5 separate regions of the Mus musculus genome follow, and regions 2, 3, 4 and 5 are each linked to region 1. The links are chromatin loops, found by intact Hi-C in ENCODE. Cell type or tissue: gastrocnemius. All regions are shown on one strand. Links, peaks and the distances in the headings refer to the core of each region. The heading gives the core; the rest is flanking DNA. Region 1 overlaps Gm36203 (a long non-coding RNA gene). Region 2 overlaps Acoxl (acyl-Coenzyme A oxidase-like). Region 3 overlaps Acoxl (acyl-Coenzyme A oxidase-like). Region 4 overlaps Acoxl (acyl-Coenzyme A oxidase-like). Region 5 overlaps Morrbid (myeloid RNA regulator of BCL2L11 induced cell death).

What was found. Peaks named below come from ENCODE experiments on the same cell type or tissue, not always from the same donor. Only the 100,000 strongest peaks of a DNase experiment are listed, where the experiment ranks them.
Region 2: a loop joins it to region 1, with 3 times the contacts of the local background. A loop is called at or near these places in 21 of 42 quality-filtered maps.
Region 3: it touches region 1 in a loop (9-fold over the local background); 30 of 42 quality-filtered maps call a loop at or near these places.
Region 4: a loop joins it to region 1, with 4 times the contacts of the local background. A loop is called at or near these places in 22 of 42 quality-filtered maps.
Region 5: a loop joins it to region 1, with 7 times the contacts of the local background. A loop is called at or near these places in 32 of 42 quality-filtered maps.

What each region holds. Positions count from the first base shown.
Region 1 is chr2:128,569,545-128,575,579 of GRCm38, forward strand. It overlaps Gm36203 (a long non-coding RNA gene), which reads right to left. Exons shown (of 9, transcript XR_866725.3): 6 at 5,732-5,848; 7 at 4,937-5,082; 8 at 2,001-2,240; 9 at 609-991. Among named protein-coding and RNA genes, the nearest start is that of Gm36203, 19 kb to the right of the region's middle. In gastrocnemius, for the core only: no CTCF peak of the experiment used is centred there; DNase peaks (open chromatin) are centred at 3,390 and 3,874; H3K27ac peaks cover 566 bases.
Region 2 is chr2:128,111,169-128,117,203 of GRCm38, forward strand. All of the region lies in intron 17 of Acoxl (acyl-Coenzyme A oxidase-like), which reads left to right. Among named protein-coding and RNA genes, the nearest start is that of Bcl2l11, 12 kb to the right of the region's middle. In gastrocnemius, for the core only: no CTCF peak of the experiment used is centred there; no DNase peak of the experiment used is centred there.
Region 3 is chr2:127,889,890-127,895,924 of GRCm38, forward strand. All of the region lies in intron 8 of Acoxl (acyl-Coenzyme A oxidase-like), which reads left to right. Among named protein-coding and RNA genes, the nearest start is that of Acoxl, 38 kb to the left of the region's middle. In gastrocnemius, for the core only: no CTCF peak of the experiment used is centred there; DNase peaks (open chromatin) are centred at 753 and 5,146; H3K27ac peaks cover 1,411 bases.
Region 4 is chr2:128,120,136-128,126,170 of GRCm38, forward strand. Acoxl (acyl-Coenzyme A oxidase-like) reads left to right here. Exons shown (of 18, transcript NM_028765.3): 18 at 2,813-3,758. The coding sequence ends at 3,001. It overlaps Bcl2l11 (BCL2-like 11 (apoptosis facilitator)), which reads left to right and starts at 5,903. Exons shown (of 4, transcript NM_207680.2): 1 at 5,903-6,035. In gastrocnemius, for the core only: CTCF peaks have their summits at 2,478 (motif pointing right) and 3,156 (motif pointing right); DNase peaks (open chromatin) are centred at 2,467, 3,105, 3,460, 3,968 and 2 more places; H3K4me3 peaks cover 2,859 bases; H3K27ac peaks cover 1,441 bases.
Region 5 is chr2:128,409,577-128,415,611 of GRCm38, forward strand. The region is part of intron 1 of Morrbid (myeloid RNA regulator of BCL2L11 induced cell death); the gene reads right to left. Among named protein-coding and RNA genes, the nearest start is that of Gm14010, 10 kb to the right of the region's middle. In gastrocnemius, for the core only: a CTCF peak has its summit at 2,953; DNase peaks (open chromatin) are centred at 2,980 and 5,030.

The sequences.
Region 1 (6,035 bases), core at 289-5,288:
ATTTTAAACGTATGCCTTCATATGGCCTAGTAATATATAAACACATATACATAAATATACATAAATACATATGTACATACATAAACATATATAAATACATATAGTATCTTGATTCATAACTGCTCCAAGCTGCAAACACATCAAATATCCAACTTATGAAGGGAAAGCTAGATGTGGCAGTGGCCATTGTGGTGGTTTGAATATGCTTGACCCAGGGAGAGGGACTGTTAGGAGTAAGTTTGTTTTTGTTAGAGGAAGTGTGTCACTTTGGAGGTGGACTTTGAGACCCTCCTCCTAGCTGCCTTGAAGCCAATCTTCTCCTGGATGCAATAAAAACAAGATGTAGAACTCTCAGCTCCTCCTGCACCATGCCTTTCTGGATGCTGCCTTGCTCCCACCTTGATGATAATGGACTAAATCTCTGAACCTGTAAGTCAGCCCCAGTTAAATGCTGTTCTTTAAAGAGTTGCTTTGGTCATGGGGTCTCCTCACAGAAATGGAAACCCTAACTAAGAGAGCTGTCAACAGAGGTCCACTACTAACACGTGAGGACATGGCCAAGTCTCAAAGGTAGAGCAGCAAGTAAAAAAAGCCAGGCACGAAAGATGACATGTTGCTTGGTGTCGTTTATATGAAATTTTATAAAAGACAGAACCGTGTGATGGAGAACAGGTCCCTGACTGTCGGGCCCAAGGATAAGAGCAGGATTGCAGAAATAGTCAGGGACCTTGTGTGAGGTGGTGGCATGCTGTGTGTCTCACTTGTCACTGGTGGCTGCATGACAACACGTGTACAATAACCAGAATCCATAGTGTTCCAATTAAGTGATCTTCGGAAACCCACAGCAATGCACACGAACTGTCCCAAGGCAGAGAAATTGACAAGCTGTGAGCCTCTTCCTCAGGGCATAATAGACAAGAGGGGAAAAGAGCCCTCCAAAGGAAGAGGGAGCCTCCATCTCCGCAGCTTTTACATCCTTGGATTCAATCCACTGGAATTGAATAGAAGAAAAATCAATAAAAATAGTGACGCCACAGTAAAATATACCACTACCCTACAGTTAGCAGCCTGAAAACATTTACACAGCATTTTGTCTTATATTAGGTATTTGTAAGTCCAGAGATGAGCTAAGGTCAACAGGAAGATAAGCAGAAGCTACATGCAGACACTGTTCCACCCTACTTTCCCCTGGATGCTGGGGGATGAGGGATAACAAGCATACACGCTGAGCTATGGAGACATGGCATCCCTGTAAGATATGCCAAGATTCTCTCTCTCACTCTCTCTTCCTCACTAGAAAACAAGCCATGACGCTTCTATGTACTTAGAGGACAAACACTGAACGTTGGTTTGTTATTTTTCCAGATGTCGCACGTGTACGGAGCCTGGGAAAATTTTTGAGCAAGAGTGAGAGGCACCACAGCTGAGATGTATAAGTCAGCAAACTGACCACAGGCTCTTCCCACCACCCCACTCACTGGAAAGATGCTAGCAAGCAGGGGGACCAACACTACCACAGAACGTGCCAACAGTTGGTACCAATCCCTGTGAAATAACACAGACACCAGTGCTGAGTCTCTTGAAGCCAAACCCCTGAATAATACCAACAATACCACAGTGGCCCCCAAATTAAAGGTTGCGGCCTCTAGTCCCTAAATGGCTGCCCTGGAACCCAGCCAGGATCCTCAGTCCCTGCTAAACACTGCCCACATGCCCATTTCGAAAGCCACAGAAGGTGTTAGGCTTTTATGATCAAACTGATGAGTTTATGTGAAAGCAGAAGAGGGCAGCTGAAGGTCAGGCGGTGAAGTATATGCAGTCTTTGAGTTCCCCAGGGATCCTTGTCCAGGGCCTGGCCTCAACTCCCTTCTTACTTCCTACACCCCTAGCCATGTTGCCGTGATTGCTTAACTCACCAGGGAAAGAGCTGTGATGAGGAGAAACTTAAACTAGATAATAAAGCATGCAGGGATGGAGCCCAGTCTCCATTTAGCTCTTACACTCTCAACATTGTAGCTTTGAGGGGAGACTTTCATTTCTCAGACTGCCTTGCATTCTACAGCTGCAGATGCTATTGGGCCATGCACTCCTTTGTTGTTGATACTGTTGGCGTCTTGCTATGTAGCCCAGATTGGCCCAAAGACTCTTATGACTCCGTTCCTCAGAGCTGGGATTACGGCAAGGTACCACCATCCTGACCCACGAAGCTCTGATGAGTGGTGGCTCGTTGAAGCCCAGGCCTGCGGATGCAGGGGTGAAGAGCCCTCAGGTCTGAAGGTCTGAGAATAAGTAGCCTCGAAGTGCAGACTCAGGAGAAGATACATCTCAGTTCAGGAAGAGATTGTGCACCATTCTTCCATCTGGTTTATTTGGGCCCTGGGCAGACAGGGTGATTCCTATCCCTGTTGTTGAAGGTGAATCCTCTTTGCTCAGTTACAGACTCAAATGCTAATCTCATCCAGAAACTAACTACATCCAGATACAATGTCTGCCAACTATTTGGTCCCGCCTTAGCCCAGTCAAGGTGGTATATAACATTAATCGTCTCAGGGGCTGGAGAGGCCCAGAGATGAGAGAACTTGCTCTTCTTGCAGAGGAGTTCAATTCCACAGACCCACAGCCACCTGTAGCTCCAGCTCCAGGGATCCAACAACCTTTTGTGACCTCCATGGGAATATACATATATACATACACACATATACACAAACACACACACATTCGCATGCATATATGTACACATAGACACATAAATAAAACAATAAAAAATTATTTTTAAAAATAAACATATAGAGAAAACAAGAATGTATAATACATCATATGTAATACATAATACATAAAAAGTCCCATCATAAAATGACCAGTACTCTATGATTCCATTTATATGGGGCACTTGGAATAGTCATGTTCCTAGAGATAGAGATCTGGATGGTAGTTGTTGGTGGCTGTTGAAGGCACCTCTGGTGTTTACCAAATAGTGTAATGGATGTAAGCTACAGTTCTGTATTATGTGAGAGTACTTAGCACTACTCAACTAAATACCTTTGAGTGGTGAAGGTATCTGGGATTGGTGGAATGCTTGCAATCCCAGGGCTTTAGAGATTACAAACTGGAGTTCAGCCTGGGCTACACTGCAGGGCCCTGTATACAGATAAATAACCCTGAGATGATGAGTGTCATACTCTTGTGTATTTTCCCACCGTTAACAATTGTTGTGCAAAGTTTCTGCACGCACTGAATCCTTTGTTGCCCAGTGTTCGGCAGATTCCACTTTTTGTTTGGCTGAGATGTGTCTTCAGCTACAGATCTATTTGGTGCCAATTTTAGTAATGGTAGAATGAAGTTCAAATAAACTTTCCTCTCGAGAAAGGCCTAACTCCGGCAAGTTGCCAGGACAAGAGAAGAAGCAAGCACATGCAACAGTGCGGAAGGCACCGAATCCTGCAGGCACACTCTGTAGGTGATCTTGACACCAGGATTGGAGCCGTGAGGGGAGTGGAGGAGACAGGCAGCCGTCAACCACACTATAATCCACAACATGTATTATCACTGTCTTCTGGATTATAGATGTTTCTTTCAATGAGTCAGGAAGGTTGACTGGCTGATGGATTTAAAAAAACAAACAAAAACAAAACCCTCATAGGGCTTTCCTTATATAGATTGTCCTCAGGAGACCTCTGACTGAATGTTCCCTCCTCCCTAGCTAGCAGCTGCTTCTTAGCATGTGTGTTTACAGAAATACCAGTAGTTATTGCATGTTCCTTGCCATGTGATTAAGCATTGCCATAAAGCCCTGGCTAGATTAGGGAAAGATCTTCCCTTTCTGAGACTGGAACCAAACTAGTGTCCATGACGGACAGCTTCTGCCACCTACTGGCCAATGGTAGTATCACTTGCCAAATGCCTCTACTTGCCAAGGAGAGAGAGCTAGAAAATTCAATATAGGAGGACACACTATATGGGCTTGCTCACACACGCACGCGCGCACACACACGCACACACACACTGAATCATATATTTTAGCGTTATATCACAGAGTATATACTCAGATGTTGGGTTAAGTGGAGTCTACCCCACTATTGCTGACAACTTTCATTTAGCATCTCCCTCAACTCTTAGAAACAGTGCATGAGGTAAGCTCCATTGTTCTCATTTTAGAGGTTGGAAAACTGGAGAACGGAAGTGTCCTTCTGATATGACAAGGGATCAGAAGCACCATGAATAATATATTGGAAAGAAGGCCTACAGTGAAATTACTATCTTCTCTCTCCATTTTAAATTTAATTTTGTTACTTTATGAGTTCTGCTTGATTTTCATATGTTTATCACATGCATACAGTGTCCAAGGAGTCCAAAAGGCAGTGTCAGATCCCCTGGAACTGGAGTACAGGCTGTTGTGAGCTGCCATACAGGTGCTGGGAACTTAGGAAGAGCAACCAGTGCTCTTAATGCTGAGCCATCTCTCCTGTCCCTGCTTCTCCATTTTTTTTTCAAATCAAACACACCATTGTAAAGATGTCTAGTGTGCTCTAAAGAATCCAGAAGAGCCAGCTTAAGAGTCAGAGAGATGACTCAGCAGTTAAGACCACCAGTCGCTCTTCCAGAGGATCTGGGTTCAGTTTCCGACACCCACATACAACCAATCTTCCAACCACGGTCTGGAGTTCCAGATAGTCTGATACCCTCACATAGACATGCATGCAGGCAAAATACCAAGGCAAAATACCAATGCACGCAAAATAAAATAAATAATTTTCTTTTTAAAAAAAAAAGTCCTACAGAAAATAGCAGCTAATGCTTCTGTCCAGGTTCACTCTGGCAAGGTCACCGCTTTCCAGACCTCCCACAGTGAGTGTAGCAGGTGGCTGTGTCCTCATTACTTACCTTCAGTTCATATCAACAAACACATGGCTATTTCTCCAAACAAAACAAAACAAACCTTACATCCTGAAAATTTGCCACCACTGAAGATCTTTATGCTCTGGAGTCCCTCATAGTCATTCAAGCAACAGTGCAAATATGCAAATGTGTAAAATTTCCAAGCGTGACCAGGTGAGACAGGAGTACATCCGTGGACATATATGGCTTGATTAAAAAAAAAATCAGTTTTAGACCCACAGTTGAAATTTAGAGGAAAGGGCTGGGGAGATGGCTCAGCAGGTAAGAGCACTGACTGCTCTTCTGAAGGTTCTGAGTTCTATAAATAAATCTTTGGGCCGGAGCAAGCAGGGACTGAGTGAGTGGGGTTGACTAGAGCAAGCAGAGGTCCTATACTCAATTCCCAGCAACCACATGATGGCTTACAACCATCTGTTCAGCTACAGAGTACTCACATACATAAAATACATAAATAAATCTTTTTTAAAAAGAGAAATTTAGGGAAAGAATCAGTTGTACTGGCAACCTCCCCAAAGACAGGCCCATCCCTTCAGGAAGAACATTCTAGACACTGTATCTTCTCACTTTCCTGCCTCTTTCTAGTGGGCCGTGGACAGTGATCAACAGTCGCCTGTCTTTACTGAAGGGAAAGGAATGAGACCTGCAGTTTGAGCCCACTGTTTCCCGTTGGCATAATCAACAGCACACCTCCATCTAAAAACAAGACAGCCTCCTGCTGGTGTGAGGTACAGGCTCCTCTCCTCCCATCCCCCCCCCCCCCAATCCCCTCTCCTCCCCTCCTCTACCCTTCTCACAGCATCAACTTGACTGGAACCAGAACCAGGGGTGCAGTCACCTTGCTAGCACACAGAGTGGGACGCAGGTCTTCACAAGGGGTGGCACTGTTGATTTATGAACTTCTAGTACTCAGAGTCCATGGTTGGGGATGGGGGTTGGGGGAGGAACAGATTTCCTATAGTAAAGGTTTCAAAATAATGTCTATGTCAATATATTTAGCAATGTATATCCATTAGCTTTTACTAATGACCATTTCCTTATAAGATGTCTATAGCTGAATCCTGAAGACTGCTGTTGTTCTTGAGAGAACAGGGAAGGTTTCTGGCCAAGGTTCAAGGCAGAAATGGGCTGGAGATTTCATT
Region 2 (6,035 bases), core at 747-5,746, 460 kb before region 1:
GTTGACAGAAAAGGGACAAGCTTGACCTGTGGGCAGGAGCTGGTACATCTATGGAAGCTGAGGCTTTGGCATCCCCCTTTCCTGGGCAGCTAGTTGCTCCCAAGGCCACCATAGGCTCACATCACAGCCACAGGCACCCATTCTGTTAAGCTAATGAGTTACTGCTGAGCCAGGGTAATAAGAATGTCAGGTGTGAGCACAGGATTATTTTTTAAAGTCTTTTTGGGAGGCAGATGTTCTATTTCTTAACCTGTGTGATAAATCAGTGTGTTCATTCTGGCATGATTTAGCAAGCTGCTGAGCTTAGCTCTCTTTGTGCACATTATATGCCAACTAAAAGGCATACACATCAGAGCAGGAGGCTTTGGGGGCTTCTATAAAATTCTCTCATTAGAATCTAACTTGAAATTTATGCTATGATTTCCTTGCTCAGTTCTTTCTGAATTAAATGTTTTGTTTGGGGAGAATTACACGTTCACATGCACCTGTTAAGAGTAATGCACGGCGGTTTCACAATTCTTTGCCTACTTCCCCTGTTTGGAAACACCTTGCAAAGCTTTAAAATATCTCCTGCAGGGCAGCGTGCTTCCATTGCCACAGGAACCCTCTGGCGGCTCTTTTGTGGTCATACCATCTTCCTTCATCCCTCCTCTTTAATCCTAGGTCACACGCACCAATCCGCTCTTCATTTGCATAACCATCTTCTCAGCAATGGGTTACATAACATACCCGGATTCAGAATCGGCTTCCCCCTCCCACATCATTTTCTGGAGATACATCTATGCTGTTTCATGTATCAAGAGCCTGAGTTATAATTGCCAAGTAGTATTTCACACTGTGGGTATGCAACAGTGTGAATAACCAGTCTAGTTTTTAACAGTTAAAACCACTTAAGAAAAAAAAAAAAAGTTAAAACCACTTGGTTTTAAAACGTTGGTATACAGGATTTTGTGTGTATAAAAATTCTAATTTCTCCAATGTTAATGCCCAGGAACTCCTGCTAGATCATCCCCTCGTGTTGATATTTTAAAGGCCTGGACATCCTTGCTTGCTAGAGCAGACATGACATCTTTACACGTCCGCAGTCGTGTGATGCAGGTGTTCTTGTTTTCTGAGCTTGAGCGCTGCCTTTGGCTATTTTCTATTTTCACAGGACAGGGTGCAGATACCAGTCCCTGTGTGCAAGCCTGCTCATCACCAACCACTGAGCATTTTTACGAGGCTACTTAAGTCTCCACCCATTATCTTTTATCTATGTCGTCTCTATGCTGGCCTCCCTGGTTGTCCTCTTCTTTTAGCCTGGCGTTTTCCTGGCTCTGAGTGTGATGAGTGTCTTTTGATTGAGACCTGGATGTTTGAGGCTTTATGTCACAAAGCAATCTGGATCTGTTTAAGCATCTTTAGCTGGCTTCCTCTAGCACTGTGGGGGATGGTATCTCACCTTAGCACCATGCAATAGTGATAAAAATTCTGAGTTCCTTACCCCATCTCTGATGATAGATGTTCTAGTTAGGGTCTTAACTCAACAGTCTGGAGCAGTAGTTCTCAGCCTTCCTAATGGTCTGATCCTTTAATATAGTTTTTCATGTTGTAGGGACTCCCAAACGTAAAATTATGTTGTTGCTATGTTATAACTGTAATTTTGCTACTGTTATGAATTGTATTGTAAATATCTGTATTTTCAATAGTCTTGGGTGATTGGTTGGTCTTTGTGAAAGAGCCATTCAGACCCCAAAGAAGTTACAACCCACAGATTAAGAACTGCTGGTCTAGGGTAACCTGAGAAGGTGGTCTTAGATGAGAGATAGCTCAGATCAGTTCCATGGGGAACTGTCTTGATTGTTAATTGATGCAGAAGGGCTCATACCACTGTGGGTAGCACCATTTCCTGGGTTGTATAAGAAAGCTAGCTAAGCATCAGTGAGCCAGCAAGCCAGCAAGCAACCGTGTTTCTCCACAGTTGCTACTTCAAGCTTCTACTTTGGTTCCTCCCAGACCTGAGAGTGTAATAATAAACCCTTTCCTACCCTCAGTTGCTTTAGTCAGAATGTTTAAACCCAGCAACAGAAAGGAAAGTCTAGGGTGTAGGGCGTTCAACTGGGCCTCACCAATTCCTCTGGTTGGGAGAGACAGGAAGATGGCATCACTTTCCCCAAGTGGTCTGGTCACTTTCATGCTAATGCTAAGTTCTCACCAGGCCTTCTCTGACCTTATGTGGGAGAGGAAAGGAGCTCTCTACTGCCAGGAGATAAAAGGCGTGGCTCCTCATGAGGGTCTTGCTACAACCTGTTGGGAATACAAGACTTCGCTATGTGGCCAGTTGAGCTACTGGGAGTGTGGATACAGCTTTCTCTGTGTAGCTTGGATATACTAGAACAATCATATGGCACAACTCTGTGTAGTGAGGCTGCCATTACCTGATGCTTTGGCGAGAGACAGCATATGTTTGTTGGAGTATTTGTCGACATCTGTTAGTATCTCTACACTGAAAGAAAGAAAATCCTAGGAAATTACCACCATCGCTGTATTAGTTGGGGTTCCATAGAGTCACAGAACTCATGAAATGCCTCTATATATTAAAGGAATTTGTTGTAATGACTTCCAACTAACTCAACAATGGGCAGCTGTGAGTGAGAAGTCCAAGAGTCTAGTAGTTTCTCAGTCTCATGAGGCTGGTTGTTTCAGTTGGTCTTCTGTATGCCTCGAGATCTAAATCAAAAGCACATGTCATCCCATGTTGAGATCTGGGTCAAAAGCCTGTATCTTCCAACCTCAAGATCTGGATCACAGGTGTGCCCTCCATTTCTGGATCGTAGTTCACTCCAGACATAGTCAAGTTAGCAACTAGAAAAACCATGCCAGTCACCCAGGAGTCAGTCCCTAGAGATCTGTTTCTCTCTTCATCCTTTCAAGTCTTCTCAGGTTTGTTTTACTAAAGTATCTAGGGTGTCCTCTGTGGTTAAGGGAATAGGGAATCTGTCTTCTCAGAATGAGCATTGATAGTGACTTCTGCACAGAGGATAGGATGGGATTTACGCAAGTGTTCTGGAACTGAGCCTCAAGCATGCTAGAGCAGCATGCTCCCATGAAGCCATGGCTGTGGCCCAGAGTCCTTTCTAGAGAACTTTCTGAATCCCTCAGGCCCTAGATCAGTTGACTCTTGGAGTCCCACTTTACCTGAGCCATTTCTTGTCCCTTGGCCTCATGCTAAAGAGTCTTCCTTGTTGCCTGTAGCTTTTGCTACCTAATCTAAGCTCCGGGAACAGACTGCCACCAGCCCCTGCCCAAAGAATATTGAATCCGAGGATGAAAAACAGACACACACAGTTGTTCAATTTCAACTTGCCTTATTGGCTCAATTGCAGGGCATTATTAATCTCTGAGGCTAGCATGCCCTCCCCAATACTCTTAGCTCAGTACCCTAAATCTGTCTTCAACTTTAGTTGTTCAGTTACCTTTAGGCCCAGCTCAACACCCCATCTCTCCCATCTGGAGAAGCAGCCTATGGCTGATACTCCCAAGATTTCACATGGATTCACACGTTCCTCTGAAACATGGCCAAAACTCTTTCCTTCCCTTATGTCTGCTAGCCTGTCTGCAGGGACCTGGAAGTCCCGCCTATTCCTTCTGTCCAGCAATTGGCCCATGGCATCTTTACTGATGGATCAAGAACCAATTGGGAAACAGAACCTTAGCATCAGACCCACCCCTACCCTTGCTACACTCTTTGACCTTGGGACCTTTTTGCCTTTCATCTAATCTAGAGCATCCCTCCCAGTCATAGCTGGCCCTACAGACCGATTTCCAAACAGAGGAGATCCCTCTGCATTGCATTTTCCATTTTAAAAAAAATGTTTTATTGGACCAGTGAGTAGGCTCAGTTGGTCAAGGTACTTGCCACCAAGCCTGATGACCTGAGTTTAGTTCCTGGGGTCCACATGGTAGAAGGGGGAAAACAGGCTACCAAACTACCAAAAGTTGTTCTCTGACTTCCACACGTATGGTGTGGAATGTTTTAACACTCTCATACATACTACATAAATGTTAAACTATATTATTATGTCCTCCCTACTTTCTAGGAGTCAAAATGCACCCTTTATATATAGTGATGGTAGATGCTATTTTCTGTTATCTTTAACAAAAACTAAAGTTTAAAGTTTGTAGTCACATACTGCTTCCCCTAAAATTGACTTTGTCTTTCTTTTTCTTCTACCTTAAACATATTAATTAAAAATTAACATGGAAATTGGGGCTCATTTTGCAAACACTGAAATATGTAAATTTCAGTATACTTTGGTGAGTTTTGACAGAGGGCAGACTATATAACACAGAATTTAATCACGTTGGAGAAAGTGTCCATTGTTGGAGAAGTTTCTGGGAGCCACTTTCAGTCCCTGCCTTCCCTGACCCCTGCAGTTCCGACTGTGTGTGTAACTCAGTTCTGCTTGTAGAACTTGAGGGAGCAGACAGACTGGCTCCTTCTGTGCAGTGTATGTCTGTGATGTGTTATCCTCTGTATCCTCCCCCTACACACACACACACACACACACACACACACACACACACACACACACACACACGTATTTCTTTATGTAGACTTCTCTGGCCTCTCCCTGTCTCTACTCCCTCCCCAGGGCTCTTTGCTCTAAAACTCTGCTGTGTCATGGCCTCCAGCAACTGGCCTTCACCTCCAGGTGACCTCAGGCACAGCCACTGATACAGAGTCCCATTGTCTCAGAGAGGCAGCCGCCATGGATGCTAATAGGCATGCTATCTCACCACGTTAATATTCATCTCTCTGACATCTGATCATGTTGATAACCCTTTCAAGTACTTACTACTCATTGACATGTCTTAATATTTTTGTGAAATATATGATTTTTTCCTCTGTCCTATTAAAATCTGCATAATGCTATGTGGTAGGAATTTGCTAGACACTATCAATACAAGAAGTTTTAATTTTCCCATCCTGTGGCCAAATCATTTTCTTAATATCTTTTGAAAAGCATCAGGCTTTAAAGTTTGGTGGGCTATAAGTCATCGGTTTTTAATTTTTTACTCGCGCCCTTGTGGCTTTTCTAAAACCTTTTTGCCTAACTGAAGGCTGTAAAGATAGGCCCTTAAGCTTTCCTAGAAAGCAAATGGCATTTGCTTTTACAACGATGTCTGCTTCCTATCTCTAATTTCTGAGCATAGGATGAGGTTGAGGTAGAAGTGGGATAACTGTCATAAAATTAGCCAAGTATCTAATCATGACATGTTAATAAACTTGCCTTTTCCCATTCAAGTATTTTGCCTTCTCTGGGGAGAATCGACTGAACATAAGATTAGGAGGCTGCAGGGGATTTAACTCATATTTAACTCCATTCATTGACTTGTCTATTATTTTTATTAATTTTATCTTGACTGTTATAATCAATCTTATATTGGATAATACAAATCTCCTATGTATTGTATCTATCCTTTTGGCTATCCTATTTTTTTAAATTTCTCTATACATTTTAGACTTGCCTGTATATTTCCAGCCTGCATTTATATTGACTCTCCTCTCCATTTGGAAAGAGTTGATGCTATTGCAGTCTGTTGAACGTGAACATGGCACGTCACTCCATCCGGTCATTTCTCTCCAGCAGATCTTTTTAATTAGCAATAGAATTCTTGAGCATACCTGACGACATTAAGCCTTAATTTGCATGTTCTTAAAGCTATTAAATGGCACATTTTAATTGTACAAATTCCAGTTATATGTTCCAGATGTATTGTAGACACACTTATTCTTGTACATTGGCTTGTACACCTAAGTCTACTAAGTCCATCTCCTACTGGACTTTAGCATATGGATTTATCATTATTACCAAGAAGGTATGTGTCCTGGACTTTTGAGTTTCATGGACACAAATGCTTTTAATAGCATCTTGTAAGGGCTCCTAGTTCTAGTTAGGATGGGAAAGGCACATAGAGAGCTTTGCTCCCCGTGTGAAGAAGATAAGGAATCTGGACCAAGCAAAACTGTACGAGGAAGAGGAGCTGTGCTC
Region 3 (6,035 bases), core at 588-5,587, 680 kb before region 1:
CTTTGGATGGGTATAAAAATGCTTACACATTGTCGTGTTGACTCTATGGCAATTGCTTATGTTTTTACAACAGAAACGTAAACATTTATCTTTATTTTGAGTCAGGGTCTTGCAATGTATCTCTGCCTGGCTTTGAACTCCCCTTATAGACCAGGTTGGCCTCTAACTCAGAGAGATATCCCTGCCTCTTCAGGCCAGTTACTGGGATTAAAGACATATATACCGCAATATTTATCTTTTAAAAGATTAATCTGCCGCACTTTCCTCCAAAGTGAGGAGCCAGAGCTCAGTACAGCTAGAGATAAGCTTGTGTGTTGAAAGTGTGTGGAAGAACTACCGTTTTGAGCGCAGTTCCTTTTATATGGGCCCAATTTGTTCCCTTTCAGCACTGCGATGATGATAGAGATGACCTGGTGCATACCCCACAGAGACTCAGAGTGTACCAAAGAAACTAGACCATTGAAAGGGAGCATCCAGGGTTACCCTGGCAAGGGGACAGGGGCAGGTGGTGGTCGGGATCCAGGGCTAGCACCTTATAGAAGGAAAGCCCTAGGGTATTGTGGGTTGGAAGGGACCTCGGAGATTGTGTTCTATACTAAGCCCCACTGCTCTCCATGGTTGGGATTGAATCTAAGAATTCCTACATGAAGAATACAAACTCGGTCGCTCAGCTGCGCCCCACCCCCTCTTTTATAGAAATATTTCCGAGTAAGGCCTCTTGATCCCTGGCAGAGTGACCTAGAGTTGGCATGCAGCCCATCTTTCTTGAGTCACACAGCTAGGTCGTGCTTACAGATAGATGGACACTCTCAGCGCCTGTGGTAGGAGTGGAGTTTTTCAGTGCTGAAGGAGAGGGAAGTCCTTGGGCGTTCCTCCCTGTTTGATGTGGCATAGGGAACTTTAGCTGCTGTGACTGTGCCAGCAGTTCAAGGATCAGCACTGCTTGTCAGTGAGTCATCAGAGGCCAAACAGGCCTCTGGGAACCCAGCCTTCTGAGGCTCCAGGTACAGCCACGGCAGCCATGGGGACTGGGACACATGGCTGTGGACTGTTTTTCAGATGTTCCTTGCTTGGGTCCTGCTAGGAAGGAAGCTGGCCTTCCTCAGCTCTGTGGCCCACTTACTTGGGACAGAGGGTATCTGGGCTACAGCTGTAGGGAGCTGCATTGTTTCATGGAGACTGTCACCTGTCACTGGGAATCATCGTCTGTGCCACCTGGAAGGTTGGACAATGACAACCGATGGCTGGCAGGTTTTCCTCAGTGTTTCTGCCTGAAGCCATTTCCATGTAAGATGGTCCCTGTGAAGGGGACTGTCCCTTTTCTTCACATTTCACTCTGTCATGTTTCTGTCCCTTGCTTTAGTAGATTCACAGAGAAAGGGATTGAAAGAGAAAAGCCACAACTGTGGCTGGCTTTTGTTGAGAGCTTCCTGTTAAGGGACAGCATTTGAAGCATGCTATGAGCAATCACAGTTCATCTCGGCAGTCCTGTAAGGTGGATATTCTCATGAGTCTTGTATTTAGTTGAGAAATGTTGTGATCTAAAACAACATAGCAGTTTGTCCAGGGTTTGTCAGGGCTCACAGTTCACTAGGGTCCAGTTCTTACCGTGCAGGCAGGGTAGTTTTCAGGTGATAAGTCTTTGAGTGTCTTGCATAAGCCCTAGCCACAGCTGCTCCTGGATCACTGTGTGGTATACAGTCATGTTTGCTTTGATTAACTGAGCTTAACCAAAGATTTAAAAATTGTCTACATTGAAAGTCATAGAGATTCTACCCAAACTGGAATTTGTCAGATGTCAGCTGGCTAGTGGCAGGGCCAGAATCTAGGCCTCCACCCCATCTAGTGGCTCTATAGTAGGCTGCTGGCTTTTTCTAAGAGTAGTACCTTTCCGTGGTCCCAAGCATCTGTGTGCCAGGAGGGCTAATGAAGGGCTGAGGCCCGAGGCTTCTTCATACAGATGTTCTTTTATGGGGAAAGGAGCCATTTATGGCAAACATTTATGGAAGGTGTCCAGAGGAATTTTAAAAAACTCAATCCACTGTAATAATTTTCTTTCTTTTTTTCTGTTTGTTTGTTTATTTGTTTTTCAAGACAGGGTTTCTCTGTGTAGCCCTGGCTGTCCTGGAACTCACTTTGTAGACCAGGCTGGCCTTGAACTCAGAAATCCACCTGCCTCTGCCTCCCAAGTGCTGGGACTAAAGGCATGCGCCACCACTGCCCGGCTTGTAATAATTTTCTATGCCTAGTCTACAATAAACTTTAATAGGTCAAAAAAGGTTTATCTCTCATTATAGATATTTAAAAATTCCCTGGGCCTTTTTAGTCAGACACCACAAAACTCTGAGGGGAGGAGCAAGATGAGAGTCTATGACTTGTTTGTGTTTCTGAATTTCTTGGTTTACTAATTCTAGGCATTTCTACAGCTCTGCTGTGAGTTCAGCTCAATTATGCAAAACACACCCTCATTTCCATTTCCCCATTTTCCTTTAGTTTCAGATTTTTACATCATTGCAAATCTGTATAAAACCTACCAGATTACCTACAAACATCCTGCGATCTCCCATTTCCTATCCTGATAACTCGATTTCTTGATTTTATCCACTCCCCAATTTGGTCTGAAGAACTGTAATTCATTTTTATATTGTAAAAACTGAAACATTGAGTTTTTCTTCTGTATTTAACACCTAGCTTTTGGTATTTGAGTACATTATTAAGGTCAGGGCTATGTATTTGTCAACAGTAGAACTATGCAGAATGTGAAACATATGTTTTCCCCATATACATCCGATGTGAAAACCCTTTTACAATGTGAAGAACAGTGTCCTAGCATAGCTGTCTTATACTCCATAAACTAATCAAATCCACAGTACCTGGCATTTTCATTGTTATATTTTTGAAAGGCTCGGTTTTCTGCTGCAGTTTTCGGTTGCTTCCTCCCCTCATTGGGAGAAAACTCAGTTATATCTTCTAGTTCATTTTATCTTTTTTTGTTTGTTTGATAGACTTCTGGTAGTAATCAATCTTTTAAAACAAGACTTATCTTTTTGTTTGATTTCCTCTAGTTTTGTTGCAATATGTAATAAAAATCTGGGAGGGAACGTGATTGACAGAATTCTGACTCCGTATATGTCATCGGTGGTCTTTATTTTCCCCTCACTTATGACTGACAGTTTATCTGAGACTTGTACGTTGAAAATAACTTCACCTGAAAGGTGTTTCTCCAATATCCTTTTGCTTCCAGTCTGCTTGTGGGCAACCCCGTGTCTCCCTGTAGTGTCTGCATTTTTTCCCCCTCCGTGAGTTGTTTGTCCTGTGTCTTGAGTGTGTGGGAATTTCTTAGTGATGTGTCTAGGGTTCGGTTTTCGCTCATCCTGTGTGGCATCTGGCAAGCCCTTTCGATTTTAAAGCTTAGGTCTCCTTCCCTTCTGGGGACTGCTGTCTTTACTTAGAATTCTACTTATTTAGAGGGTAGGACACTTGGCAAGTCACCTCTCCTGTGTATTCCCTCTAACATTCCTATAGAGTTGTTGTCCATTTGTTTGGAGTAGTCTGTTGTTTTTAGATGTAACTATGGGCTGAAGATTAAGAGCTCTGCTCCAGGAATCAACTCTTTTCTCTAAGAGCAATGGGTTGACTAGGAAAATGAAAACGGTTGAGAAACAGACAGACCAGCAGTTATAGTTGGTATGATATAAATATTGTTATGAGCGGGATCAGAGAACCACCAAGATTAGCTTCAGCCATGCAGTGAGGAATCCCCCCAAAGACCTTACACTGAGTTTTGAACCCAGGTAGAAGTTAGTTGTCAAGCAAAGTAGTGAAAGGGACATTCCAGGCATGGAGGAAGGCATGGAGTCACAGAGTGCGTGAACAGTGTGGTCCAGTTGTGGTGCCATACAGGAATTAACATGGGCTGAGTTTCCCTGGGATGCTTGAAGGAAATGGACAGCAAGGAGGCTGCAACAGAGGCTCACACTCAGGAGAAAGAGAAGATTGATATGTTTAGACTCACTGTCCTGACAGCTGGCTAATGGGTGGAGAGCAAAGCTACCGTTGGGACTATCATAAGGATCTGAAGAAGACATGTACATCACATAGAAGTAGCAGGCAAGGGAAAGAATGTGGCATATGTGGAGGGGCCAGATAGAGAGAGCTGGGCTTACTGGAGTGATGGGTCAGGGGTGAGCCTGGGGTAACTGGAGTGATGGGTCAGGGATGGGCCTGGGCTCAGTGGGGTGATGGGTCAGGGATGGTCCTGGGGTCACTGGGGTGATGGGTCAGGGATGGGCCTGGGGTCACTGGGGTGATGGGTCAGGGATGGTCCTGGGCTCACTGGAGTTATTGGTCAGGGTTGGGTCTGGGCTCACTAGAGAGATGGGTCAGGGATGGGTCTGGGCTCACTGGGGTGACCTGTCAGAGATGGGCAGGTCTGGGTTTGGTCAGTGTATGGCTTGAACTTGCCGAGGGAGTTGAGAAGAAGGATATCTTCTGCCTTCCACAGAAGAGACATTTCTTAAATGTTCAGTAACTCAACCTACCATGTAGCCATTGAGTGATTTGCCTCACCAAAGAATTTAGGAACAAGAGGACAAATTCGATCTTTTCTTGGTCACCATTGTCCCTTCTGAACTGAGAACAAGGCTGGGTACTTAGTGCCTAGTAAATAAATAATGAACACATGATGGATGGATGGATGGATGACTAACTGTAGCATTGAAGAGAGGGGTTTCTTTGTAGAGAATAGATGAGTCCAGATCATAATGTTATGGGGATTTGGTGTGGGTCACATGGTGGCTTCCTATTTATTATTTACTAATTAACATTTATTATTTTTGTATAAGCCGTTTGGTGGCCTTTTGTTTATTGTTTATTAATACTATTTATTAATATTATTTATTTATTTCGTGGAACCTGTGGCCTTGTGGCATTTTAGGCATGCACAATAACACCAAGCTACTTTCTCAACCCTTATGCAGAGGCATTTGAAATGTATGAAGAGCCCTAGAATCCTAAATGAAACTCTTAGAAAAACAAACATAATACTTCCATTGTCTTGCATGCCAATCCAGAGCTGTGTTATAATCTTGGGGCTAGCCTGCCCCGGGGCATTTCAGTCTGGGCAGTGAGTACGTAGGCAGAGAAGTCTGTTTATTTCCTGCAGTGCTCATTTACTCCTTGGCTACCCTTGCAGACTGCTCGTCGGTGAGTCTCCTGGGCCTGATGATACTGTCAGTGTGACTGAATCGCTATTCTGGGCAGATGACACATAGCCCAGGGACTGTCTCTTGCTCTCTAAAGATGACGATGTAATAGGATCACAGCTTCATAGTGCACTTCAGGCCACACTGTAGAGCAGTTGGTCTAAGGGGCTTTATACCTGAGTGAGAGAAATTGATCCCAAACCCCAGTGACACAGACCTTATTTCAGCTTCTCAAACAGGCTGCACTGTCACTTCTGCCCAGGCTACACTGTCACTTCTGCATAGGCTACACTGTCACTTCTGCCCAGGCTACACTGTCACTTCTGCCCAGGCTACACTGTCACTTCTGCATAGACTACACTGTCACTTCTGCATAGGCTACACTGTCACTTCTGCCCAGGCTGCACTGTCACTTCTGCCCAGGCTACACTGTCACTTCTGCATAGGCTACACTGTCACTTCTGCATAGGCTACTCTGTCACTTCTGCATAGGCTACACTGTCACTTCTGCCCAGGCTACACTGTCACTTCTGCATAGGCTACACTGTCACTTCTGCATAGGCTACTCTGTCACTTCTGCCCAGGCTACACTGTCACTTCTGCCCAGGCTACACTGTCACTTCTGCATAGACTACACTGTCACTTCTGCATAGGCTACACTGTCACTTCTGCCCAGGCTGCACTGTCACTTCTGCCCAGGCTACACTGTCACTTCTGCATAGGCTACACTGTCACTTCTGCATAGGCTACTCTGTCACTTCTGCATAGGCTACACTGTCACTTCTGCCCAGGCTACACTGTCACTTCTGCCCAGGCTACACTGTCACTTCT
Region 4 (6,035 bases), core at 549-5,548, 450 kb before region 1:
GCTATTCATCTCTCCATGTGTTTCAGCTTGGGTTTCCCCCAAAAACATCTGGAGCTGGAAACAGAGGCAAGACACACAGAAGCAGGCAAACCTTGCACAGAGAGCAGGTAGTGGTCAGGAAACACACCCTGCAAATTCCTACATGGCCAGGGCCTTGCTGAATGGAAGTAAGAAAGGGGGTGGGAAGCTTAGAGACTGCTGCCTCCAGGCTACCTCCTTTTCCTGGCTGGATAAGGCAGTACTGGAAGAGTCAAACAGGAGAGAAGAAAGAAAATATGCAAGCAGGTGGGCATATGGAATCAAAGGAGACAGGAACCCTTCCCCTGGGTTACAGTCACATATCCACACTCGGGGCCTCCTGATGCCCCATGCTTCTGCTTGCTTTCTGGCTTGTATTTGTTATCTTATACATCTCTGTGTGTGTCTGCTAGGCTGTATGTGCACCATATACATACTACACACAGACACACACACACACCTGCAGAGGCCAGAAGAGGGTGATAGATCCCTCGGAAAAGGTGTTACAGGTAGTTGTGAACCACCTGACCTGGGTGCTGGGAACAAACTTGGGTTCTCTGAAGGAGCAAGGGCTGGTAACCACTGAGTCATCTATCCAGTCCACATTCAAGCTTTTTTTTTTTTAATGCAGATTGTATTTTTAAGATTTATTTTTGCTTACATGTATGTATGTTCACTATATATGTCCCTGGTGCCCAGGGTGAGGATGAGGGGGCTGAAGAGGGAACTCCATCCCCTGGAACTGGAGGTAGGGACAGCTGTCAGCCACCATGTGGGTGTCAGTGACTGATCCCAGGTCCTCTACAAGAGTAGCAAGTGTGCTTAACCATTGAGCCATATCTCCAGGTCCCTACCCAAACCGCCTTTTTTTTTTTTTTTTAGAGGCCCTGAAACTTTGCAGTAGCTTCCTGCTGTAAGAGGCCATGACTGTCTGCAGTGTGTAGTATGCACGTAAGCTTTTCAAGTCCTGTGTGGTCTCTGATGCAGGACAGTACCACAGTTCGAATACTGGGAGTAAAAGGAGGTTAAAGATTATGCTCCTGATAGGAAAAGACGAATGGGCATGCTCCGTGGAAGCCCCGCCCCGCCCCACCTCACCCCTCCAGCTACATATTCTGAGTTCTGTTGATATAAGGATGGGAAAGCCAGAGGGTGCTTCAGGCTATTCCAGAGCCTGAGGTTTAGAAACTATCCTGGCAGTCAACGTTTGGTTTCCCTAGCCAGTTCAATGCTCTTTTCTGACACCCGTGGTGGGGTCTCACTCCTGGAGAATGAGGAGCACAGAAATACCATTCTTCATCAGCATTTGGTCTTTCCTTTTTTTTTTTAACTCTTTCTTATAGCAAATAGAAATCACTTTCCATAATTTCTACCTCTAAGTCTATATTTCACACTAGACAAACCAAACACATTGTGTTCTTTCACAAGCCTTCTTTCAAAGTGAGTTTCCCCCATTGGCCGCTGCATGACAAGAGTTGGCCTATCTGCCTTAATGAAACCCACAGGGAGCATTATCTTGAATAATTACATGAGTACACGTGGCAAGTTCAGGGGCTGGGTAGACCATCTTGTGGTTTTGAAATGTGTGGTAAAAAGCATCAAGAGTTGACAGATTAGTTGGGGATTTGTCAAGAGTATTAATTACAGACTTGGAAATCTTGGTTAGTGACAGTCTGTCTTGTCGCATCTTGCAAATGTGATCAAAGTCATTTCGGAACTTATTTGATGGTGCCTAACCAAGGTGTGTGAAGAACGAAGCTTTTCATTAGAAATCACTGGGAAGTGGGGTGCATTTTGAAGGAAGAGGGCCTTGAATTGCACTCCCCTTCACACTTCTTCCTCCTCTTCCTCTTTCTTTTGGGGAGGGCAGATGGGGGGGGGTCTTAAAATATAGATAGCACACAAGGATAAAGTTGGGCCCATAAAAGTGTTTTTAAAGCTACAAAAAGAAACTATGAAGCCTGGAGGTTGTTGTGATCAGTCAGTCCAAGACATGTATAGCTTAACGAAGACCTCAAATGTCAGAGTACAGTATGAATTTGCTTAGGGGAAGGGAAAACAGGTCTCTCCCCTTGTTCAGATCTAGAAAAATCATCCTTTATTTTGGCTTCTTGCAGGGATGAGTGGGCGGGTCGGTACTGGCATCTAAATCATAGAAAATGAAATAGAAACACAGCCCTGTCCTGAAACCTCCCTCCCTTCTTCTGGGAAGTCTGTCCTGATGGACCTCCACTGCCTAGCAGAGTGGATGGACCACTCGTTGATTCTGCGCAACTGGAGAGGCCGGAAAGTGATTAACGCCGAGCCTTGGTTTGTTTGGTGGTCCGCAGCAGTCTCTGAAACCCTCCTTACTGCCTTCCAGACTCTGTTGGCACCCTTCTGGTGAGACGAGGCAGATCTTTTCAATGGCTCATCTAGTCAGAAGTTCTCGTCAGTTGCCTCTGTGCACCAGAGGGTGGCACTCCAGAGGTGGAGAGGAAGGGCGGGAAGAAGGAAGGAATGAAGAGAAGGCAGCATTAATTCTCAGAGCTAGGTCTCTAGTTACCGAAGTATCTTAGCAAAGAGCCGCTACCCTCAGTCCCTTACCGGGGGTTGGGGGGGAAAAACCCCTCTAAGTTTCGACCGGACCTGGGGGTCAGAGTCTTAGAGATTTTAAAGAAGTCACAGCTTGTTTAGAAACAATAACTTTCTGTGTTGTGGGGAACCCACATTTTCTGCACTTCTGAGGGGCAGACGACAAGTCCTCCTTGACTGCGCCCACATCTGACCTGACCCTCTGTGCCATGTTTTGCAGTTGCTGAATTTGTGCGAGTCCGTGAAGGATGACGCCCTGAAGGTGATCTCTGCCTTCAACATTCCACACATCACCATCCGTGCACCAAAAACAGGAATCCCCAACCCCGGGGCTGCCGAGGCCGCCTACCCGGCACCCATGCAACCGCTCGTGCGGGATGCGGCGCGCGCTCAACTGGCCAAGCTGTGAGCCAGGCGAGAAATTTAGTGTCCCATCTTCCAAGTATTTGGCCAGAGCTGGAGCAGAGGCCAAAGTGGCAGGTGCAGGGCAGCCACCTTGGGGATTTTGGTCTGGCAGAGGAGGTCCAGCTAAGGCTGGCGAGGAGCAGGGCAAGTTGTCCGGGAGAGGGAGCCATAGATGGATACCCCACTATCACAGTGACTTAGCCTGGTTTGTAGCCTCGCCTGGCCTTTACCTTGACTTCTCCCAGCCATGGCCCTGGATCCCCCAGACAATCGTCTTCGCCCACCGCATGGTGCCACCAAAGATCTCTACTGTCAGTGGTGACTCATATTCCCAGAGACTTCGAAAAGCTCTGGCGCTGGGTTAAAAAAAAAAAAATCAAAACATAAAAATCAAACACCCTTAGGCAAAAGGGGTGGAGGAAAGCTCCACCCTCTCCAAGCTCGGGCAAAAGTTCAGCGAGGGATGATTCGTGAATCAGGCTTGCTCCAGCTTTGCGAGGAAATGCACTGGCGAGAGCGGAGAGCTTGAGCCTGCAGTCGCCCTAGTCTCACCAGGTAGGTGATCTCCGGACCGCACGACCATGCGCGACAAACGCTCCTCCGCGCTAAACTGTTACCAACCCTTCAGAAAAGCATAGATGTGCAAAGATTAATAAATAATAGAAAGATGCTCCCGCGGCTTGGAGAGGTAGGGCTGGCTGGCCTGGGGAATAATTGGAATAAAGTGATTTTGGAATTTGGAGAGATTACACAGGCGGAAATGAATTTCTCATTTGTGTTCTGACTTGGTGTTGCCCAGTTTCGTTCTCATCTCTAGCCATCGACTCGCTCCCCTCCCTCCATATCCGCTGGCAGCCTCAGTAAGGCACCAGTGACCCACTGGCCCTTCCCACGCTGCTCTTCTCTGCTGTCAAATCCGGTCCCAGGAGTTCTTCCGACACAGCCAGAGAAAGCTGAATGGGCCCAAAGGCCCGCGGCTACCTGACTTGAGGCACTTGGTGGAAGCTCCCCTGACTGCCTTGTTCCCTGGTGATGCAAGAGCCTCCGCCTCCAGGCCGGCTTCCTAATTAGGACCTAAAAAAGAGCACATAGCCCAACCCGTTGCTTTCCCCAGTGCCTGTATATTTTCTTTTAGCATGTCCAGGGTTGCAGAATCGGAAGACTCCAGAGCAGCCTGCTCCTACAAAGAAACACCAGCGCTTCCCCACCCCCACCTCCCACCCCTGTATGGTTCTTTTCTAGTCCAAGTATGAGGCGCCTAGCTCCACGCTGAGGGCGCAGAATACTTGCTGCTGGCTTTGGACTCCCAGAGTAGCAGTAGCAGATTGGGCTGCATGGGTGGGATGCCGAGTGGCCAAGGCACAGTACTGCTTCACAGACCTTGGTCAGGACAGACCTGGATCGGCGGTGTACTTGACTTCATCCACGCCCTTGCCCTGTGCGCTCTTGTAGCGATCACCCCTGACCTCCAGCAGGAGCAAGGCTTTGCCTTGAACACCCCAGCTTCCCTGGGAACCAATGGCTTCTTTGATCTCACTCAGGATTCACTTGAGAAGCTAGACTTTAGCATGGGGCTGTGCTGTGTCACCGTGACGTTAGATCCGCATACAAACACCAAAATGACCAAGATGGCCCAACATTGATTGGGACGGCAGGTCGCAACACTTGTTCTGCAAGAAAAGGCTACGTCCTACTTACTGCCAGCCTGGATGCAGGTTGGGTAGCCCATTAATAGAGTTTCCTTAATCTCGTGTGGGGAGTGGGACGTTCCATTTCCAGAGCAGCTTTTTTGGGCCGCCGCTATGAGAGAAGGGGCTGGGGGTGGGGATGCACATGGCGCCATTGACTTCCAGACTTCTGTTGGAATCACAAAGGCCTCAGGAAGATCAAGGGATTTTTTTTTCGACCCCCTTATGGTTTTCCCAGCTCGGCCTGAACTCCGCTGCTCCATGGTCGCCAGCATCGGCGGACCGATGGATAGACAGTTCCTGGCGTACACTGTGAGCCCCAAACATTTCGAGGCTCCCAACACCGCTCATGGCACAACCGTCTTTCCTTGGTAGCCCCCCTCCTTTTCCTTGTAGTTATTCTTTTCCAGCTAACTTTCTCATTCCCCTATTTTATATGCTTGTCGTGCCCGCCCATCGCTCCCTGAAGCTTCCCGCTTCTCTTGTCTCTCAACTGTCCTTCTCACCACCACCTCTGCCTCTTAAGTAACTGGGCACTAGGGAAACAAACATATAAACCACAACAACAACAACAGCACACACACACAAACACAACACTAAGGAGAGCCTAAAGGAGGACAGAAGGCAGAAGGCGGCGGCGACGAAGAATCTCGCTTGAGGCGCAGACGAAGAGGGGTGAGCATCTTGCTGATCTGAGTCCCCCGGAGGTCAGGAATTCTAGGAAAGGACAGTCAAAGGCCAGTGCCCATCCTTGCACCAATCTAATCCTCATGGTTTGGGGCTGAGAAGCTGTGCAAAGCAAGGGCGGAGGGACGCCTTCTGAGGCTTCCAACTGGCGCCCGCGGCCGGGCTGGACACAGAGCAGTGTACCCTGAGCGCCCCCTAAGTTCCGCTCTGCGAGGTGGCCGCCACGGGCGGACGGGGAGGGGCGGGTACATTCTGAGTGGAGGATGGGCGAGCATGCAGCTGCCCGCAGGCCAAGACACTAGGGTAAACACGCCGGGGTGGGCGGCGCACGCAAACTGCAGGACAGCCGGCGGGGCCACCCTCCCCACTACCTGTCGCAGCCTGCACGCGCCAGCGGCCTGGGGGCCGTGGGGGGTGGGGCTTACCTTCCGGCTTGCCGGGGGCCGGACTAAACGGGGGCGGAGCCCGCGGTGATTGGGCGCGGGGGCGGGGGCTCAACTACCGCAGAGTCTCAAGAGCAGGCTGCTTTCACTTCGCTCCCCGCAGGCACTGGGTCACCAGCTGGTTGGAGCTCTGCGGTCCTTGCCATCGTCGCCGTCACCGGATTCCTGCAGCCGCTCTGCGAGCTGTGTTCCACTTGGATTCACACCACCTCCGCTGCTC
Region 5 (6,035 bases), core at 347-5,346, 160 kb before region 1:
GATTGCACCCGACAGTGCTTGGGCATCAGTGTGTTTGCAAAGACTGTAGAGAGTCAGTGTGTAGGGATGGACTTGCTGGGACTCCTGTGGGAGGCACACAGGGTAGGGATGGACCTCCTGGCACTCCTGTGGAAGGCACACAGGGTAGGGATGGACCTGCTGGCACTCCTGTGGAAGACACACAGGGTAGGGATGGACCTGCTGGCACTCCTGTGGGGGGCACACAGGGTAGGGATGGACCTCCTGACACTCCTGTGGGAGGCACACAGGGTAGGGATGGACCTGCTGGCACTCCTGTGGAAGGTACACAGGGTAGGGATGGACCTGCTGGCACTCCTGTGGAAGGCACACAGGGTAGGGATGGACTTCCTGGCACTCCTGTGGAAGACACGCAGGGTAGGGATGGACCTGCTGGCACTCCTGTGGGAGGCACACAGGGTAGGGATGGACCTGCTGGCACTCCTGTGGGAGGCACACAGGGTAGGGATGCATTCACCGCAAATATGAGCCTTGGTCCAAAAACTAATGCTTCCAGAACGTTCTTTGTCCCACATGTGAACACAAAGGAGTGAAACTCATGACTTCTGAAACCACAGAGTGTATTTGACTTTTTCATCTGCATTCTCTTCCTTGAACAACTTCTGTGTAAGGTGGGATGACATTCTAGAACATGCAACTCAATAAGGAGACAATTTTGCTGGTTCTTTTTTTTTTTTTAAAGATTTATTTATTTGTTTTATGTATATGAGTACACACCAGACACACCAGAAGAGGGCATCAGATCCCATTACAGATGGTTGTGAGCCACCATGTGGTTGCTGGGAATTGAACTCAGGACCTCTGGAAGAGCAGTCAGTGCTCTTAACAGCTGAACTATCTCTTCAGTCCTAATTTTGCTGGTTCTAAACAGCAAAAAGAGTTGGGTTCAACTAGAGTGTTCTTTATTTCCTTTATTTTCCCTGGTGTTGTCTGGGTCTATAGCTGCTAACCAGCAGTAGTTAAGGTCTTCACACCCATCCTGGCAACAGACCACAGTGAGCCTCGTCTCCTCTATAGACTGGAGCTATGGCGAAGGTGTCTTACGCTGTCTCCATGTTCCACAAAAGAACACCCTTGCTGAAGGGGTGGCTGGGGTATCATCTGGCACACAGGTGTCCCCACTTGTTATTGGTGGCTGCTCAGCCAATATACACTTGGGGAATCGAGGGGTAGTCCCTTAGAGATATTTCACTGATTTTTATAACACTTCCACTTTGTAAGCCTCTTAATGCTTCCATGAAAGAAACTGTGCCACCCAAGCCTAGCCCTCACACATGGTACCCTCTCTAGCCTCATCCGCACAAATGGAGGCCCAGGTGGTACCATCTGCTCTGGGTTCTTGAAATATTGACCTGACCAGAGTGGCCTGGAGTTTCAAAAGTCGACCTGTCTCTGTTGTCGCTTCTGCTGGGACTGTGACTCCTGTGCGTCCATTCTCCTGTCTCCCAAGCGCAGGGTACAGGCTCTTTCTGTCGCACCAAAGTCCCACACAGAAAGCCAGTAGTTCCAAGAGGACTGAGGGTCTGGCTAGTTTTGTGTCAACTTGACACAGGCTGGAGTTATCACAGAGAAAGGAGCTTCAGTTGGGGAAATACCTCCATGAGATCCAGCTGTGGGGCATTTTCTCAATTAGTGATCAAGGGGGTTGGGGGGCAGCATTGTGGGTGGTGGCATTCCTGGTCTGGTAGTCTTGGGTTCTATAAGAGAGAAGGCTGAGCAAGCCAGGGAAAGCAAGCCAGTGAGAAACATCCCTCCATGGCCTCTGCATCAGTTCCTGCTTCCTGACCTGCTTATGTTCCAGCCCTTACATCCTTTGATGATTAACAGCAATGTGGAAAGTGTAAGCCAAATAAACCCTTTCCTCCCCAACTTGTTTCTTGGTCATGATGTTTGTTCAGGAATAGAAATCCTGACTAAGACAATCTTCATTATAATTCCGCCCACAACGTCTTAATTAGAAAGCTATTTGCTCACCAACCCCCCCCCAATAACCTGCAAGCACCCCCAAGTGTGCAGCCTGAAGGTGAGAGACTCCCATACCAGGCTCTGGCAACCAAAGCTTGACACAGATGTCTCCCCATCACCGCAGCCTGAGTGAGGTGCCCAGTTGTGCCAGTCATTCTCCTCTGCCGTGCCACCACACCACCATGTCATTCCTCCTCTGTAGGATTCTTCCCCGTTTTACCTTTATTAATTTTTAACTGTGTACGTAATATGTGTATGTGTGTGTGTGTGTGTGTGTGTGTGTGTGTGTGTGTTTGTGTGTGTGCAGGTTAATACAGGTGAAGGATGAGGCTGACTGACAGTTATCAATCTCTACCCTGTTTTATTGAGACAAGGTCTCTCACTGCACTTGAACTAACTTGTTCAGTTAGCCCAGCTCTGCAGATCTGCCTTGTTTTGACCCTAACCCCTTGTACTGGGGATCACAGATATATTCCACCTTTACGAGGACACTAGGTATCTAAACTCAGGCCCTCACACTTGATCAACAAGCACTTTTCCCAGTGAGTCATCTTCCTGGTCCCTTTCCCATTTTGAACACTTACTTCAATCTATTTGTCACTTTATTTCCTAGCAACTTATCCCTTCTCGCCTTTTACAGCCGTCATGTTTCATCCTACACTACATTCTTTGAAACTCAGGTCCTATGAGATTTTAAAACAGAGCCATTCGTGGAGGAGGGTTCCACTTTAGCCATATCTAACATCTGCTGCACAGTCTCTGCTGTGTTAGTGTCTGGATACTTGTGAGTCGTGACCAAAGGTCCTGAGAAGTCTTACAGCTTAAAAAAAAAAAGTATGTATTTCTATTGGCTCATCTGGACTTTCCAGTCCCATCCCAACTGTAGGTCTTTGTGGAGAATTGCAGCCCATAGCTCACTAGCGCCCCCTGACTTCCAATAACACCTCCGCAGGCCTGACTGCAGTAGAACAACCGACCAACAGGTGGCCTGCAAAGAACCCAGCAGCGCGCGGGCACGTGGTGGGTGGGGGGAGCTGCAGGTGGCTGTGTGGGTGTCCCAATTTCATGGGCTTCCATGTTAGATGAGCCAAGCCTTGCAGCTGTGGGCTTCGTAGAGTACAGCGGGGGCAAGGGGTAGCTTTATGGCCTGTGGAGCTTTCTGTGTGATTGTAAAGCACTTTCTCCCTAAGGAGGTATTCATTTGCATGCTGACCTCCTGAACATGGAGGGGCAGACCCTGAGTTCAGACGGTGTGTCTCTGCTCCCATTGCCTAAGGTGAAGTGTCGAGGTGTGGGGATGGGCAAGGAGTAGAAGTGTGTGATGGGAAGAGAAGGGTCCAGAGCAGAAGCCCACGTCCTCATTCTCAGGGGAGTCTGAAATTGACAGACAAAGAAGGAGATACACAACAGTCCACCCCTGTAACCAACATTCCAGGGACCTGGAGTCCTAACCGGGGAGACCCTTGATACTGCATGTTTCAGGACGAGGCTGTGGTTCCATAGTACATACGGGCCTCCTGGTGGCTGCCCTGAGTCACCGATCTAGAGGCCTGACCTCGGGAGGAGGCATTACCTTACCACAGGCTCTATCCCCGCCTCTTCATCTATGTAAATTGCTTTTACAGCACGTGTCATAAATCAGCAGGAGCCGCTGTTACTTTGTGCACTGGCGGGAAGTGCAAGTTGCAAAGGCTATGCTGGCTCTGCTTTCAGCAGGGGCTCCCTAGAGCAGATGCAGGAGGACACTCATGTAGGCTCATCAAGAAAGGAATTAAGACCAAGTCCGGGCCTGGTTACTTTAGGCATGAGCCTAGGTAAAACAAAACAAAACAAAACAAAAATCCCAAAACAACAACAACAACAACAAAACTGAGTGTGCGAGACTCCATGTTTAAAAAGTAAGTTTCCAAACAGGGCTGGGAGGTGGCTCAATAGGCAACGTGCTTGCTACGCAGCTGGAAGACCTGAGTTCAGATCCGAGGGACCCACGTGCAAAGGCAGGTGGGGCGGCTTGCATCTGTAATCTCAGTGCTGGGGAGTGGGGAGGAGATGGACAGATGCAGGGGGCTCGCTGAGCTGAGATGGTCACCTCCAGGCTCCTTCCAGAAAAGCTGAGAAGCAGGGCTCCAGAAGGTGCACACAGACATGCATATCAGACATACATTCAGAGATGCAAGACAGAGGCCACAGAGCATTTAAACAAGCACACACCTTTTTGAAATTACACAGGATGTACGTTCCAGAGGCCAGCCGAGCCTGGATCTGTCATGGGCTCAGGGCTCAGAGCCGGAGAGTGCGGGACTTAACTCTGAAGCAGAACAATCTGGAAAGACCTCTTTGACTGGTGGCTCCCAGGATGGCTCCAGTGTGAGCCCAGATCCCAGCTTCTGGCACACTCCAGAGCTTTAGATCCCCCATCTTCTGCATCGTGAGTCTGTTTCATAGGTGTGTGCGTTCTTATGCGAGGTTATCTTTCCGTTTCCCCACTTACTGAGGGACCCAGAAAAATAAGACCTATTTTCTCCTGGCTTTTGCTTAGCTACCTTTCAGTGCACAGGTACTTGAATCTGAGACATTGAGAGTCCACTGGTCTCCCAGGATCCTGCCTGCCCTGGGCCTGGCCTGTGTCCAGGCCTGTGTCCAGCACTGGGCATATCTGTCTCTCCTGGGCTGCCCACTGCTACCCTGCTTTCTGTCCTGACTTCCTCAGATCCTGGAGTGGTGGCTTCTTGGGCACCTCTGTTGTCAGGACATCGTTTGCCTCATACTTTGATGTCTCTTTAGCAGTTACCTCAGAATACCAGCAAGGCACTCAATCTTATAAACATACAGCTTTTGCTGTGCTTTAGATAACAGCCCATTTTACAGGAAAAGACTTGCTAAGTATTTATGTAGGAAATGGCTATGTTCTGCAGGCCCCTGGTGGAAACAATCTCTGCTTGGCCACAAGAGTATCCCCCTAACTTCAGAAGAGGACAGGTACCTGTAAATTCCTGAACCCCAGTGCAAGGGGACACCCGGCTGGCAGCCTGCCACCAGAGACCCGCTGTACAGACCACGTCCAGCCTTGAGTCCTAGCTCCCCACCTTCTGACTTTGAAGTCAAAGTTTCACATCCTTGAAAAATACTCATGGCAGAAGGCTAGTCCCGAGACTAAAATAACTTTCCACGAAATGCTCAGAAAGCAGCTCCTTGCCTGTAAATGCTGTGATATTATAAGAAACACCCTTGTTTGTGTGCGGTTACGTCTTGTGTAACTGCCTCAGTGGGGCCTGCGAGATCATTTCTGTAACTTCTAAAAACCAGCACTCTTTCACTATAATGTGGCACCTTCTCGGTTCTTTAAACTATTTTTCTCTACAAGTTCTCATGAATTGATGGTTCCTGTTTTTCTGAATGTGCTGTTGGAGCCTGTGTTTCTGAGGGTTCTCCACCATGTTGGTTTAACAACTAGGCAACAAGCCAAAAGTTATCCTATCTTGCTGCTGCTGCTGCTGCTGTCCCTTGGAGAGTGGTCCTCGCTTGCTCGGTGGAAACCATCCCCTGTGGGGGAAGCATCACTGGCTCCCTGAGGAACTCGGACTTCAGAGAAAGGGAAAGGAGAGCGGCAGAGTGGGTGAAAGTTCGGATGGTACGAGACTCTGAGATTAGCCGCCGTGAGCCACCAGCCCTGGGCTCAGGACCCCCCAGAGGATACCCTGTTCTGTATAAGTAAGAGACACACCTTTCCTTTTTTCACGCACCCCCCCTTTTCTTAGCAAATGTAAGTCCAAAATCTACTTTCAAACCTCTCATTATTCAGCCACTTTAAAAAGTAATTCTTATTTGTTGAGATTATTATATAATTACATCATTTCTTCCTTTCCTTTCCTCCTGTCAAGTCATCTCATGTGCCCATCCCCCTTGCTTTCTTTCAAAAATCATGGCTCCTTTTTCTTGAATTGCTGTTACTTTTAAGAAAAATGTAGACACAGCAAGACTATTTGATTCACCTAAATATTCAAAAAAGATTTCTTGCTAACAGGCTGACA